2 separate regions of the Homo sapiens genome follow, and region 2 is linked to region 1. A link is an interaction called in ENCODE POLR2A ChIA-PET data of the cell type or tissue named here. Cell type or tissue: IMR-90. All regions are shown on one strand.

The links. Peaks named below come from ENCODE experiments on the same cell type or tissue, not always from the same donor. Only the 100,000 strongest peaks of a DNase experiment are listed, where the experiment ranks them.
Region 2: POLR2A ChIA-PET joins it to region 1 with 20 read pairs; 6 of 35 experiments call an interaction of 5 or more read pairs at or near these places.

The regions. Positions count from the first base shown.
Region 1 is chr4:70,883,461-70,885,960 of GRCh38, reverse strand. No RefSeq gene overlaps it. Among named protein-coding and RNA genes, the nearest start is that of MOB1B, 18 kb to the left of the region's middle. In IMR-90, no CTCF peak of the experiment used is centred here; no DNase peak of the experiment used is centred here.
Region 2 is chr4:70,957,723-70,960,222 of GRCh38, reverse strand. It overlaps MOB1B (MOB kinase activator 1B), which reads right to left. Exons shown (of 6, transcript NM_173468.4): 2 at 1,183-1,349. Among named protein-coding and RNA genes, the nearest start is that of DCK, 35 kb to the left of the region's middle. In IMR-90, no CTCF peak of the experiment used is centred here; a DNase peak (open chromatin) is centred at 1,352; H3K27ac peaks cover 676 bases.

The DNA.
Region 1 (2,500 bases):
TCCTTGTTGATTTTTATTGCAATCATATGGGGCAAGCTAGGGTAATGAGTTTCAGAGTGATTGAGTAACTTTCCTAAGGTTACGTGACTTTAAGTCGTAATAATAATGATAATAAAATAATAAAAATAAAATTAACAAAAGAAAAACTAACATTTATTTAATAATTACTATGCCTAAGCACTGGCTTCTGGTTTTTGTTTTTTTGTTTACCTTGCTGTATCTCATTTGATCCTTTTCACTATGTGGTAAGTACTATTATTATCTGCATTTTGTAGATGGGGAAATTGAGATCTCTGTTGGGGTGGAATCAGTGTCCCAAGTCATTATGCTGAGCTGGTATTTACTGTGACCTCCTGATGATTCTTAGTGGTTATATTCTATGGCAATTTTGTTGTTGTTGTTTTTTGGGACAGGGTATTGCTATATTGCCCAGGCTGGTCTTGAACTTCTGAGCTCAAGCAATCCACCCACCTCAGCCTCCCAGAGTGCTGGGATTACAGGCATGAGCCACTGCTCCTGGCCTCTATGACTACAGCTTCTCTTTGTGCCATTTTCTTGTTAGCATGCAGTGCCATCTTGCTGCGACTTATTCGCTACTTCTTATCTATGCTGGAAACCAGGTGAGTAAACTTAATGGTATTGTGTCTAAAATTAGGAGGAAATAAATGAATATCCACGGATTCTGTAACACCTTTTTTTTTTTTTTTTGAGACAGTCTTGTTCGGTCACCCAGGCTCGAGTGCAGTGGCACGATCTTGGCTCACTGCCATCTCAGCCTCCCAGGTTCAAGTGATTCTCCTGTTTCAGTCTCCCAAGTAGCTGGGACTACAGGCGCTTGCCACCATGCCCAGCTAATTTTTTGTGTTATTAGTAGAGATAGGGTTTCACCCTGTTGGCCAGGCTGGTCTCTAACTCCTAACCTCAAGTGATCCACCCGCTTCAGCCTCCCAAAGTGTTTGGATTACAGACGTGAGCCACCGTGCCTGGCCCAAGTCAAAGGACCAGCCAGGTAAGGAGTTCGAGACCAGCCTAGCCAACATGGTGAAACCCTGCCTCTACTAAAAATACAAAAAATTAGCTGGGCATGATGGTGCATGCCTGTAGTCCCAGCTACTTGGGAGGCTGAAGCAGTAGAATTGCTTTAACCTGGGAGCCGGAGGTTGCAGTGAGCTGAGATCTTGCCACTGTAGTCCAGCCTAGGTGACAGAGCAAGACCTTGTCTCAAAAAAAAAAAAAAAAAATGAATTTGACTTGATGCATTCAGTTCATTCCATGCATATTTACTGAGTGTTTACCATGTGCCCAGCACTCTACAGATGTTAGATAAATATTAGTGAGCAAAACTGACATCTGTCTATGGTATGCATCCTCACTCTATATTCAGCTACTATTCTAAATTTATAGCCCAAGGTCATCAAAAAAACACTGAAATTTTTATAGCAATGTGAAACTTCCCAAATATAAGCTCTTAAAAAGTAAGGGATTGGCCGGGCGCGGTGGCTCATGCCTGTAATCCCAGCACTTTGGGAAGCCGAGGCAGGCGGATCACGAGGTCAGGAGATCCAGATCATCCTGGCTAATACGGTGAAACCCCATCTCTACTAAAAATACAAAAAATTAGCCAGGTATGGTGGCGGGCGCCTGTAGTCCCAGCTACTTGGGAGGCTGAGGCAGGAGAATTGCTTGAACCTGGGAGGCGGAGGTTGCAGTGAGCCAAGATCGCACCACTGCACTCCAGCCTAGGTGACAGAGTGAAACTCCAACTCAAAAAAAAAAAAAAGTAAGGTTACCAGGCCAGGCACTGTGGCTCATGCCTGTAATCCCAACACTTTGGGAGGCCAAGTCAGAAGGACTGCTTGAGCACAGGAGTTCAAGACCAGCCTGGGCAACAAAGTGAAACCCTGTCTCTACAAAAAATTCAAAAATTAGCCAAGCATGGTGGTGTGTGCCTGTGGTCCCAGTGACATGGGAGGCTGAGTCAGGAGAATTGCTTAAGCCCAGGAGGTCGAGGCTGCAGTGAGCTGTGTTCACACTGCTGCACTCCAGCCTGAGCCACAGAGTAAGACGCTGTGTCAAAAAAAAAAAAAAGAAAACAAATGTAAGGGGCCAAAGATAACTATTGGATGCTAGTGACGAAATAAATTTTAAAATAGGCATAATACAATGCTGCTCTGCTGTGACTTAAATTTCATTTTGTTATTTATTATTATTATTTGAGATGGAGTTTTGCTCTTGTTGCCCAGACTGGAGTACAATGGTGCAATCTTGGCTCAACTGTAACCTCTGCCTCCCAGGTTCAAGCAATTCTCCTGCTTCAGCCTCCTGAGTAGCTGGGATTACAGGCACGTGCCACCACGCCTGGCTAATTTTTTGTATTTTTAGTAGAGACGGGGTTTCAACATGTTGGTCAGGCTGGTCTTGAACTCCTGACCTCAGGTGATCCACCCACCTTGGTGTCCCAAAGTGCTGAGATTACAGCCATTGAGCCACTGCACCTGGT
Region 2 (2,500 bases), 74 kb before region 1:
GATGACTACTTGATATCTTTTTTTAAAAAATAAGCACAACTGGCCGGGCGTGGTAGCTCACACCTGTAATCCCAGCCCTTTGGGAAGCTGAAGTGGGTGGATCACAAGGTCAGGAGTTCGAGACCAGCCTGACCAACATGGTGAAATCCCATCTCTACTAAAAATACAAAAATTAGCCGGACATGGTGGTGCGTGCCTATAATCCCAGCTACTCAGGAGGCTGAGGCAGAAGAATCGCTTGAACCCAGGAGGCAGAGGTTGGAGTGAGCCGAGATCATGTCACTGGTACTCCAGCCTGGGCGACAGAGCAAGAGTCGATCTCAAAATAAAAATAAAAATAAAAAAAGCACAATTAGACAAATAACTGAGTATGCCACTGAGAAAGGCAATTTAGTATAGTGGTTGACTCTATAGACTCTGAAATTCTATAGCTGTATATTTGATCCCAGGTTCTTCCATTTAATAGCTATATGACCTAGGCAAGTTACTAATTGTCTCAACTTAATCTATTAAACCGAAATAATAATCATACCTACATCATAAGGTTATAAAGATAAAATAAAATCATCCACGTAGAAAGGAGAGTGGTATGTCTATACAGTGTTTGACACATGAAAAATTATTATAATGAAGATAGTAAATCTATGCTTTGTATTAAAATAGGAAACAAGATTTCATAAAATTCCATATTCAGAAATAAAATAACAAGGACTGGATGTGGTGACTAGTGCCTGTAATCCTAGCACCGTGAAAGGCTGAGATAGAAGGATCACTTGAGGTCAGGAGTTCAAGACAATCCTGGACAACATAGTGAGAACTCCATCTCTACTAAAACATGTTTGTAAATGAGCCAGGCAGGGTGGTATGTGCCTACAGTCCCAGCTACGCTAGAGGCTGAGGGTGGGAGGACTGCTTGAGCCCAGGAGTTCAAGGCTGCAGTCAGCCATAACTGAGCCACTGTACTCCAGCCTTCCAGCCTGGGTGACTGAGTGAGACCCTGTCTCAAAAAGTAATAATAATAAAGTAAATAAAGTAACATGAAGGTTAAAGTTAGATTGAGATATCACTCTTTTATGATATTAGCTTACTAACTAAATCCTAGAATGGACAGCACCAACACTCACCAACAATGAGGCTATTACCCTAATTCACAGGCTACTGAGAAATAAAAAGGCTACTTACTGTTAACTGCAACCCATTCATTGAGATCTTCCCCTTCAGGAAGCATGACAGCCATCCGAAGGTTGCCACTGCCAAGTGTGGCTTCTGCGTGTTTTAAGAGCTCATACTGGTGAGAACCCTCTGGAATGTTCTTCTTTGGTTTAAAAGTTTTAGAAGAGCGACTACCACTATGAATAGAAAAGAAAAAAAAAGGGTTTAATATTTAAGGCATGACATTCAATAGAGTCATTCACCAAGCATTAGACCTAAACTGTATTGGCTTAAATCCCAGCAATAGAATTGCTGTAACTACTGTGCTCTCCATCCAAAACTCCTACAAACTTTCTCTGCTGTGTCTAGTTAACTCACAAAAAGAAAAATTTTTAAGCTGTAACTAACACCTCTTCTCAATAAATTAATGAAAAAACAAAAAAGTACTTCCATGATGTTTTAGTTATTGTATTCCTTTCACTCCTATTCTAAGTCTCTCATTCTAATAAAATAAATTTGTTTCCTTCTTAAAAGAAATATAGAGATACAATTTGATATCAATAAAACATAAAAATCCTGGAACAAGAAAAAAAAGCTACATGTTCAGCCAGGCACAGTGGCTCACACCTGTAATCCCAGCACTTTGAGGCAGAGGTAGGCGGATTACCCAAGGGTCAGGAGTTGGAGACCAGCCTGGTCAACATGGCGAAACCCCATCTCTACTAAAAATGCAAAAAAATTAGCCAGGCATGGTGGCGGGTCCTTGTAATCCCAGCCACTCAGGAGGCTGAGGCAGGAGAATCGCTTGAACTCGGGAGGCAGAGGTTGTGGTGACCCAAGATTGTGCCACTGCACTCTAGCCTGGGCGGCAGAGTGAGATTCCGTCTCAAAAAAAAAAAAAAGAAAGAAAAGAAAAGCTACATGTTTTTCTACCCAATTATAGGAAGTATCAGTAATCAATTTTAGTCCAGAATTCTGGTTAAGCAGTTAAGTAGCTAGACATTCGTGTGGCTGGTTTGCTCCAATTTCTGAATGCTTAAGCACACACAGAGACACAGACACAAACACACACAGCCTATGTGTATGTGTATATATACACATAAATATTTTTTAATGGATCAACTGAAACTAGGCTTCAAGGTGGTTTTAATAGTTTTTAAGAGAGCTGGGCACCTCTAGTTCCAGCTACTCAAGAGGCTGAGGTGGAAGGATCCCTTGAGGTTGTAGTGCACTATGATCACACCTGTGAATAGACACAGCACTCCCCCTTGGGCAACATAGCAAGACCCCCATCTCTTGAAAAAAAAAAAAAAAAAATAAGGCAGGGAGCTGAGTGTGGTGACTTACA